Regions from separate parts of the Mus musculus genome. Here region 2 is linked to region 1. Evidence: chromatin loops called from intact Hi-C (ENCODE). Cell type or tissue: heart. All regions are shown on one strand. Links, peaks and the distances in the headings refer to the core of each region. The heading gives the core; the rest is flanking DNA. Region 1 has its middle 13 kb from the start of Gm41046. Region 2 overlaps Mast4 (microtubule associated serine/threonine kinase family member 4).

Region 1 (5,384 bases), core at 93-5,092:
CCTTAACATTCTCTCAGCCTTCGGAGGGCAAGTGTAGATGTCTTGTTCCGGGATCAGTACTCATCTGTCATGTATTCTTGGTACCTTGTGAAGCTGTGAGTCTCATCTGTCATGTACTCTCGGTGCCTGTGAAACCCCGAGTCTTTACCATTGTTCACTGATGAGGCTTCTCTGATGAAGGCTAACAGTAGCTTTTGCTTACAGGTAAAGACCAACATTTAGAAGGCAGCTTGATGCTTTGTCAATTTTGCTTAAAAACAGTATTCAGTTACTCACTCCCAGTACCTATGACTTCTTTAGCTACGGGTTTCCCCTCAGGTCTTTGGTACCAGGCTTGGATTCCCTCTTGTGAAACTGGCCTCAATTCCAGTTAGAGAGCTGTTGGTTAGTGTACCCAACACCCAGAATGCCACTACTGAACAAGTGGGCACAGTTTGCTTGGTGGATGGCCTCATGGCTCACAGGGTTAACAGCTGGATAAGATCAACGATGCTCTCTCCCTTAGCAGCTTTCAGAACATCTTCTGGAACCACCAAAGCTAGCTGGCAGAGAGGAAGCTTCTAGCTCAGTTCTAGCTTGATTTCTCTATGTCATATATATATTCTTCAACAATAGGGTCTCCTATAATCTGGTTCTGGTAGGCAATCATGAGGAATGACAAGAACCTGCATAGTTCTGGGGATTTCTGGTGCCTTCAATCAATAACCCATAAGGAGGTGTTCAGGCCTGGCACTGGAAATTTTGTTAAATAACTCCCAAAGTCTAGAAGCTTCATTTCCCAGTCATGTAAGATGATTGCCTTCTAACTCAATCTCTCTCTCTCTCTCTCTCTCTCTCTCTCTCTATATATATATATATATATATATATATATATATGTATGTATATGTATATATAATTTTTTTCTCCCCCAAATCTAAGCATGCTTATCTCTGATTAAAGTGAAAAGGGCTTGTAGCTTTTACACAATTATCCTAGTTAAGAAACATGACACCACCCCCCACCACCACCACCAAAAGGAACTTTTGGAACTATATCCTACGAATATGTAGCAGGCAAATACCAAATGCTCAGCCTTCTGAAGCCAGTGGCTAACTACACATCACACACCCCATCTGATGCCAGATAAGCACAGCATCCTGACCCAGCCCATCCCTAAGACTCTTGGTATTCTCTTTCAAGAGAGAGAGAGAGAGAGAGAGAGAGAGAGAGAGAGAGAGAGAGAGAGAGAGAGAACGAATAATCTAACATCATTAATGCACAAGAAGCAAACATTCTAGGTCATTTATAATTCTTTATGATTCTTGAGTAATGAATCCAGGAAGGAAAGTGGCCGGACATTCTAAGTGGAGGTGAGGTGTGGGGTGGAAGGACACAGGATGGGGGTGGGGCAGTCATTAGCGCAGTCAGGTTTGCTCACCTTTGTGGCTTCACCCCCAGAGCTTTTTCTTGTGCTATTTTTGCTTATAACCCCCACTGTTCCCTCAGAGAGTCCTCATTTTGCTCAGGCACACATAAGGACCTGCTGCCCACATCAACATATAAAAAGAGAGAACAATATTATTAAAAAAAAATCTGTTATTACTTCCATTATCTACATTTTGCTTTTTAGAATTTGTATTTCTAAATTTTCTTTGTTTCTTTGTTTCTCTCTCTCTCTCTCTCTCTCTCTCTCTCTCTCTCTCCCTCTCTGTCTGTCTGTCTGTCTGTCTTTGGTTCCTAAGAAGTAGACAGTAAGACTGAAGGAGCTGAAGGGGTTAGCAACCCATAGGAAGAACAATATCAACCAACCAGACCCTCCCCCCACAGAGCTTCAGGAACTAAACCACCAACCAAAGAGTAGACATGGAGGGACCCATGGCTCCAGCTGCATATGTTAGCCTTGTCAAACATCAATGAGAGGAGAGGCCCTTGGACCTGTGAAGGCTTGATGTCCCAGTGTAGGGGAATGCCAGGTCAGGGAGGTGGGAGTGGGTGCGTGGGTGGGGGAACACCCTCATAGAAGCAGGGGGAGAGGGGACGGGATAGGGGGTTTCCGGAGGGGGAACCAGGAAAGGGGATAACATTTGAACTGTAAATAAATAAAATATCCAATAAAAAGAAAAAGGAAAAAAGAAAAGAAAAGAGAGAGTGGAAAAAAAGAAGTAGACAGTAAGAGTTGCTGTAAGAATTTAGAACCTGCCACACAAGCTACAGAACTGGCACACAACTGGGTGAGTGGGCAGGAAGGCTCCTTTCTTCACGCACCGTGGGACCAAGCTGGAGAGAAGCAGGAGTAAGAGGAGAGAGAAGAGAAGGAAAATATAAGATCACTACTTTTCTTTGAACCAAGAGGATCCAAACCACCAGGAAAATGCCTGAGTTGGGTAGGAAGGCAAGTATCCCCGTGGAGAGACATGGACTGGAGGGCCCTGGGGCAGGTAGAGAAAGGAACAGCCTCCGCAGGAGCCTGGAGAGGGCTGCTGTCTTCTCCCAGTGTGTTCCTACCTCTGTGTTTCATTTAATTTTCTCTCAGTAAGTGGCAAAACACCTCCCAAACCAAACCACGCAGCGAAAGGAAAGAAGGTGAAATTTAATATGCTTTATCTCAAAACAACATCAAAATGTTACATAAATCAATATAAAATCAGCATAACTCATACAAGTATGAATCAAGCTTGTTGGGAGGGTAGATCTTTCCAAATGTGGTCAAGATGGTAACTCTGAGGTGACAGAAGAGCTACTGAGGTGGTTATAACACACTTCTATGTCAACCTCAGTGGTGACTTTGCCATTTACAGCATAGCTTAACTTCATTATTTTCAATGGAACTGTCTGTTAATAGAATTCGCAGTTGAGGAAGTAGGTTGTCAGACTCCTGTGTTCATAGCCAGGTTGATTTAAAGGTTTTTAAATACCCGAGCTGAACATCTGCTGTTGTATTTAAATTACTTTAATTCATACGAATGAATTAAAATCCAACTTTCAACTTTTCAGAGGTGCTCAGAACACCCAGTCCCCCATTTCGCCTGCTTGTGGGCTGAGGTCAGAGTAAACCCCAACCTGTCTCCATCCTCTGTTCAGGCACAGGACTTAGTTGAAGTTTGGCTTCTGAGCACCAAGTACAGTAGGGTTTATTTCTTCGCAGCATGCAGCTGCCACCTAGTGGCCACTTTCTGAATGTCACATGGAGATTACCAGGAGAACAATCATGGCACTTCAGCCTTGCTCTGAGGACCAGGAGACATTCCTCTACTGGGGACCTGTGTGGCACTGTACTGCTGATGTGTCCTTGTGGCTTGAAGGCTGTATTAGCAACTTCTGGAGACTAAGAGATGACCATCATTTTCCATACCCCTAAGGTGTTTGTAGAACAATGAATATACCCCAATATCCTCCATGCCCCGGAGACAACTCCGTGCAGAAGTTAAAGTCACTACTCTCCTCTGTGCTAAATTCTATTGCAGCTTCTGAATATTTTGTTTGCTTGAAAATTTCCTTCTATTAGTAGTAAAACTGGTGACATCACAGGCCTGCCTTTCCTCATAGTGTATTAGGAGTCCGTCCAACAATTATGGTTGGGTAAATGGATGGACTGTCTAGCTACCAGTTCCTGGTCCTTTCTAGAACTAGTAGTACTTTTTTTTTAAGGGTTTATTTATTTTATATATGTGAGTACACTGTTGTTGTCTTCAGACATACCAGAAGAGGGCATTGGGTTCCATTACAGGTGGTTGTGAGCCACCATGTGGTTGCTGGGATTTGAACTCAGGAACTTCAGAAGAGCAGTCAGTGCACTTAACCGCTGAGCCATCTCTCCAGTCCAGAGTTGTGATTCTTTGAATGCAATTTTTGTGTATCTGGCAAAAAATGCCCTTCAGCAAATTTGCATAATTAAAAAATCTTTATAAGCCTTATTACCTTGCTTTATCTTGACATCAGTGTATATTACACTGTCCTTTAGAAAAACAAACAAGCATAATGTTCTTTGCCTCAGAAATGGGGATGGGGGTGGGATAACTCCTGGTGGCAAAGACAGGCTTTTTTTCCCCATTTGTTCCACTATCTCCGTACTAACATGTTTCACAGATGCGAAAGTAGTCACTTCCTTCCCTATCAAAAAAAAAAAAAAAAAAAAAAGTTCCAAATACAAAATAACGCGCCCAAATTTTAGAACTTCAAACCACATTAGATTCACCAGTCTCTGCTTTCTGAGTTTGCATACAACTTGAGCAGCTGCCTCAAGCTCCTGACACCAGGACCTCCCTGCCAGGAAGGGCTGTATTATTTAATGAACTGTGGGCTGACATAACCTGGCTCCCCAACAACCTCTCCAAAACCCTTAAAAGCAAACAAACACATGAACCCCTACTTTAATATGTTGAGTATTTCCTGTGTCCTGTATAATGAGCATCAACTAACTTGACCAAAACTACTCTTATTAAGGTCAACATTTAATTGGGGCTGGTTTACAGGTTCAGAGGTTCAGTCGATTATCATCAAGATGGGAGCATGACAGCATCCCGGCAGGCATGGTGCAGGCAGAGCTGAGAGTTCTACATCTTCATCCAAAGGCGGCTAGTGGAAGACTGACTTCCAAGCAACTAGGGTGAGCCCACACCCACAGTGACACACCTATTCCAACCAGGTCACACCTCCAAATGGTGCCACTCCCTGGTCCAAGAATATACAAACCATCACATTCCACTCCCTAGTCCCCATAGGCTAGTTCAAACACATGAATGTATGGGGGGCCATATTTAAACACAGAATAATGCAAAATGCATTTAGTCCAACTTTCAAAGTCCTCATAGTCTATAGCAGTCTCAACAGTGTTAAAAGTCCAAAGTTCAAGGTCTCTTCTGAGATTTATCCAATTACTTAACTGTAATCCCCAAAGAAAGACAGGAAACCAGCTGGGCAAACTCCAAACTCTGCATCTCCATGGCTGATGTCAAAGCAGTCTTCAGATCTCCACTCCTTTTTCATCTTTGTTGACTGCAACAAACTGCTTTCTCCTAGATTGGTTCCACTCCCTGTTAGCAGCTTTCCTCAGCATGTATCCCATGGCTCTGGCATCTTTAACATCTTGAGTCTCCAAGGCAATTTCAGTGTTACAGCTTCTTGTTTCAGAGTCTGGGATTCCACTTGATCTTTTGGGCTCCTTCTAAGGGCTGGCATCACTTCTCCAGCTCTGCCCTCTGTAGCACTCTAAGCTCAGGTTGATCCACTCCACTAAGGCTGCTGTTCTTGGTGATTATCCCATGGTACTGACCTCTCCAATACACTGGGGTGTTCCACTCCAATAGGCTTCACCAATAGCCTTTCATAGGCTCTCTTCATGGTGCCAAGCCTAAACTCTTTTGCATGACCCCTTCAGTCCTGGGCCATCAACTACAGCTGAGGC
Region 2 (5,384 bases), core at 196-5,195, 440 kb before region 1:
CCAAGTGGCCAAAGCAGGCCCTACAGTCAAACATCCGTAGAGGATGGATGGAGGGGGCGTGGGTATTTATGAACAATAATTTTATCTTCCACGGGGTAAGTTCCCTTATTTTTATGTTTGGTAAAGTTTATGTTAAGAATAGACTCACCTTCTTCTTGTTCTCTGAATGTTGTCCAGAGTTGTCAAATTTAGTATTTTATTTCTCAGGGAACTTTTAAAACCCACATTTTAAATAATAAGACTGGATTTCAACTTCTTTTCTTGATTAAGTTTAGTATTTTGTGATTCTGTGAGGTATTTAATAGTTTATTTTCAAATCTGTATTCTGAACAGTATCTTATATTTTGAGGCTGTTTTCAGTCTTTGTTATGTTTTGTTTGAGTCAGGGTATTAAGCCCTGGCTACCCTGAAATTTGATGAGTAGACAGGCTGGTCTCCAACTCACAGAGATCTGTCTGCTTCTGCCTCCACAGTGCTGGGATTAACAGCACGCACCACCAGGAGGCTGGGTTCCTTTTCTGTTCTTAATGTTACCTGCTATCTTTTCTGTAACCTTTTTGCTTGCTTTCTTCGGTTTTTTTTTTTTTTTTTCTATTCATTTCCAATGACCTCTGGCTTGATGTGAAAGTTAAAATGGATTTTCAAAATTCTTTCTTGATTCTTAGAAATTAAAAAAAAAAAATCTGTCTGGCTGGTTTTTAGTGTTTAGGGACTTATGTACCTTTAAAGGAATAAAGAAATTTTTACACTTCCTCCAAGTAGTCAGTCAATTACTCCAGCATAATTATTTAATAGCTCTTTTCCTCCGTGATCTCTAATACCACTTTTAGTCTATACTAAAATCCCCAGTTATATAAAAGGTGTGTGTCTTGACTGTCGTTCCTTTGATTTGGATCTCTTCCTGTATTTAAACCACATCACCCAACTCCTGCCATGTGTGCCATCTAGTATAGTTGGTAGGGGAACCTAGGATTAAAACATTCTAGAGTTGAATTTTTTTCCGGTTCCATTGTAAAGACCTTCCCTCACTTTTAAACCTTTTTCGTCATCACCGCCTTTGAAAGTCTGTGAGGAAAAAACACCCCTTGCTGAACAGCAGCTAATTCGTGATCCAGGGTCCTTGGATCAATGGGAGGGGACCTGTATTTTCAGTTTACCTCCTAAGCTGTGTGTTGTGCTGAGGCAGGGGGTGTAACTGGTCCTCATGGTGTTTGTGACTTGTTACTCCCTGGGTGGTGCCCACTGATTGCTGATGACAGCAGGCTGAGAGACTGGCTAATAAAGGAGCTTGTCTCGAAAGACTGAGGCTATTTCCAGGAATCGTCCATCGCAGGGGTGGGTGGGTAGGGACTGACTTTGCTGTGCTCTGCTGAAGGGAGAGATTAGGCTACCTTGCAGTTTGTAGTTAGGAACTTGTAAATGCTACCAAGTGTCATGCTCCCTCTACGGATGGAAACTCTGTGGAAACGTAACTTGCATACAGTATCTTGTGAAACAACCGACAGATGTGCAGAGGGTAGGCGTGCTCCACCTTGTGGGGCCAGACGAGCTGTTCTCCCAAACCACCTCTGTCCTGACTCGTTCAAAACATCTCTGGGCCATAGTGCTGATGAGAAGGCTGGCTCCAAGGGGGATGGGCACTGACAGCCACCAGGAGTAATTCCCCTCATCCATCATGTTGACAACCCTTGGATTTCTCATCCCGTGAGAACGGGGAGGGGCTTGGCTGTCACTGAATGGTCCCCACTTATCTGGCATTTTAAACCAATCTGCATCTGATAGGAAATTAAGTAGATGCAGCTGAAGTTGCTCATGGCTCTCGTCCCCACTACAGCGGGAGGCTCGTCACCTGTCCCACGCGGCTGACAGGTGGCACAAGCTGGCACTGGGATTATGACCACAGTCTGATCCCCATCAACACAGAACGCTCCTCATTAAGAGCGACAGATTGGGAACCTGTTATCAGAGCAAATCTTTGATCAGGTAGAACTCGCTTTAGTTTCCCATCTCAGCATGTTAGATCAAGTTTGTCATTTGGGAAATCCTGGGTTAAATAACTATATCATTTTGCATTTCTAAAAATCTAGCTATTTCCTGTTACAATATGGTAAGTTCTAATAGAAGGTTTTGAGAATTTTATTTAAACACAAAGCTGAAAATGGTATAGCTATACAGTTGCTGTTAGCCTCCTTTCTATACATACAGGAATTCCTTTATCTTTCTGTGAGCTTTGGTACCCTGTGATAGCAAATACATACTTTTTCATTACTCACATGTCTTGTTTTCCCCAGGATGCCGCTCTTCGGCTGGGTTTTATATTGGCTTGTTTTCTTGCCTATCTGATTTTAATTCTTCCCCGTTGGCTTTCTCTCTAACCTCATTCCCCCTGTCTGTAGTTCATAACTCTGGAAGTCCGGTGGTTTCCAGAGGTGCTAATCCTTCGGTCCCTGGTGACACGTCTCATCACAGCTACCCACCCTCTTCTTTCCCTCATTACAACAAAACAAAACAAATCTCATCTCTTTGATTTCTTGCCTCTCTAATTCTTCATCCCCCGGTTTTCTCTTCCAGGGGAATTTACATTCGTGCACTCGTGGGAGCTGTGGACTTCTTGCTATTTCTTTAAGCGGGGACAGAATCATCTTGAAAGAATGTCATCCTCAGGCTGAGGTCTTCCACGTCCACCCCCATCTACCTGCCTTTCCCTTGTGAGCCACACTGCTATCAAAGCCATATCCCTAGACATCTCTAGATGGCAGCATCTACCTCACTCTGCCTAGAGGCAACATAGGGAAAACAGGGTTGACTGTCGCGCTGGGTCTCCACCACACACATCTCCCTTGCCCTTTCCTTTGTTTCCGTGTACATCTTAAGTCCCGGGCAGACAATCACCAAGGGGAAATCCACCCTCTCCCTGGTGCCCCTGTCACTGTTCGCCAAGCCAGAGGCAGGGAATCTCTTTTTGTTGTCTTCAGTCCAGAGGAGCTTTAATGGGAAAAGCCTTGCTTTAAAGTGTAACAGCCTGAGGGTTGGGGCTAGTGATTTCCAAGGGGCCGCTCGCTAGCCCTTGTGTGCAGGGCTGCCTCCTGGGGTGATAGATACAGTAGTAGCCTGGTCTGTTCCTGGGCCACATCCAGTGTGGGCTACTTGGGCCCTGTGGAGTATGCAGCTGTTTATTTCTTGAGTATTTCAACTTAAAGTTGATGGGAGGTTATGCATGCATGTATGTGGGAGTGAGTGTGTGTGTGTGTGTGTGTGTGTGTGTGTGTGTGGTCAAAGTATGCTACATGGATGTATGAAAATGCCATAATGAAATTCATTAGTAAGCCTAATTAATACACATTAATAAAAGCATAAAATGATATCAAGCATCTGTAGCCATGAATCAAATAATCAAATATATTTTTGGCTCAGAAAGATGTGGGGGATGTGTGCCTGGAGTCATAGTAGTACAGGGAAGCTAGAGGCAGGAGAATCAGAAGTTTAAGGCCATCTTCACTACATGGGCATCTGAGAGGGAAACCTAAGAACCTGTCTCAAAATAAAATTAAGTAAATCAAATGTGTCAGAAGATTTGGCTCTTTTCCAGTAGTTTATTTATTATGTTGCAACATTTGATGGAGATGTCACATGTTTATTCCTTCCTTCCTTTCTCTCACTTACATATCCATTCCATAGTACAGAATATCGAGCTCAGGGCTGCCAGCTTGTCCTGCAAGCCTCACCACTGGGCTATATCTGTAGCCCCTTTATTTGTTTAGCATGGCCGCTTCCCCATGAAACAACACATCCTTGAAGCCACGCTTTGAGATCCAGGCTATGCCTGGGAACATGCTGGGCTCTCACTCACAGCTCAGCCCTCTGCTCTTCAGTGGATGTCCCACACTGCCCCACTAACATGCATCTCATAGTATAAGCAACCGCTTCCTGTGCCTTAGCCCGTGCGTGCTGGCGGATGGTGTCCTCTTGACTTAAACGCCGAGTGGCTCTGTGGGCGCCACTATTCTAGATTCCTCTGCTGTGGAACTGAAACCCAAGCAAAAGAAATGAGCTACACTCTGAATTCTGAGAAGCACTTCTTTTGTTGTTTTATTTTACATGTGCATATGTGTACACACACACACACACACACATATATATATATATTTTAATTGAAAATGAATTAAATTTTCCCTTCCTTTCTTTCATCTTGCCCCTCCAAGTTACCCTCCCTTGAGCCTTCCCATACCCCCTACTCTCTGATAGCCTCTGTTTTGTTATATTTGTATGCACAAATGTGTGTGTGTGTGTGTGTGTGTGTGTGTGTGTGTGTTAATGGGACCTTCTGAATCTACTTTTGATGTTTGTGTCTATGTGATATTAAGGCTGACTACTCTGCATTGGACAACCAGTTAAGGGGCTCGTTCCTGGTAGAAGCTTCTTCCAGCAGTCGGTAGTTGTCTGTTACACTTTGGTTAGGGGTTTAGGAGTGGAATCCCATGAAACTTCCCCATTCCCACATTAACATGTCCACTGATATTACTGTTCCAGTCTGGCTTGTTTATGCAGCTGTTTCTTTTTTTTTTTTTTTTTTCCAAAAAGGAGTCTGTATGTTTGAGTGCTCTTTCTTCATAGACACCAAGATGCCAGAAGGGGGCGTCACGTCCGATTATAGATAGTCATGAGCCACCATGTGGTTGATAGGAATTGAACGCTGAACTCAGCCAGCACTCTTTAACTTCTGAGCCATCTCTCCAGCCCCGTAGTTAGCTATCTCTGAGAGATTATTTCACAGCAGACTTTCTGGTATTTTGGCTCCTGAAACCTTCTTTACCCCCACTCTCCCCTCTACGATGCTCCCTAAGCCATAGATGCAGCTGTGTTGTAGATCTGTTTGGGCTAGGCTCCCTACAACCGTCTGATCTTTGCATTGTATCCAATTGTGGTTTCCTGTGATGGTCTCCATCTGCTCTAAAGAGAAGATTCTCCATTGACGGGTGGTAGTACACTTATCTGTGGGTGCAAAGTTAATGTTTAGTTGTAGAAAGGAATGATTCTGGTTTAGCAATGTGGCAGTAGTAGATTCTTTTCTAAAGTCCATGACCTTACTAGCCCTAGGAAACTGGTTAAGTTTCTAATACCAGGCAGGCTTTCCCTCCTGTTAAATGGGCCTTAAGTCCAATTAGACAGTTGCTGGTGCTGTTAATCCACTAATGTGGGTGCCGCTTACTGAATCTTTATGCATCGCTTGCCGTAATAGTAATTGTCGTGGTTCATGGCTGTTACAGCAGGGTAGGACTGTCTCATTGCTTCCTTCCTTTGGCAGTTCGCATAGTATGTTTTGGACCCACGAAGGCTATACCACAGTAAAGAGGCTTTCAGGTCAGCTCCATCTTTCACTATCC

The links. A loop is a pair of places that touch in the nucleus more often than their neighbours do. Peaks named below come from ENCODE experiments on the same cell type or tissue, not always from the same donor. Only the 100,000 strongest peaks of a DNase experiment are listed, where the experiment ranks them.
Region 2: it touches region 1 in a loop (11-fold over the local background); 21 of 42 quality-filtered maps call a loop at or near these places.

What each region holds. Positions count from the first base shown.
Region 1 is chr13:102,676,455-102,681,838 of GRCm38, reverse strand. No RefSeq gene overlaps it. Among named protein-coding and RNA genes, the nearest start is that of Gm41046, 13 kb to the right of the region's middle. In heart, for the core only: a CTCF peak has its summit at 3,149 (motif pointing left); a DNase peak (open chromatin) is centred at 3,138.
Region 2 is chr13:103,118,447-103,123,830 of GRCm38, reverse strand. All of the region lies in intron 3 of Mast4 (microtubule associated serine/threonine kinase family member 4), which reads left to right. Among named protein-coding and RNA genes, the nearest start is that of Gm30050, 24 kb to the right of the region's middle. In heart, for the core only: a CTCF peak has its summit at 2,753 (motif pointing right); no DNase peak of the experiment used is centred there; H3K4me3 peaks cover 920 bases; H3K27ac peaks cover 1,164 bases.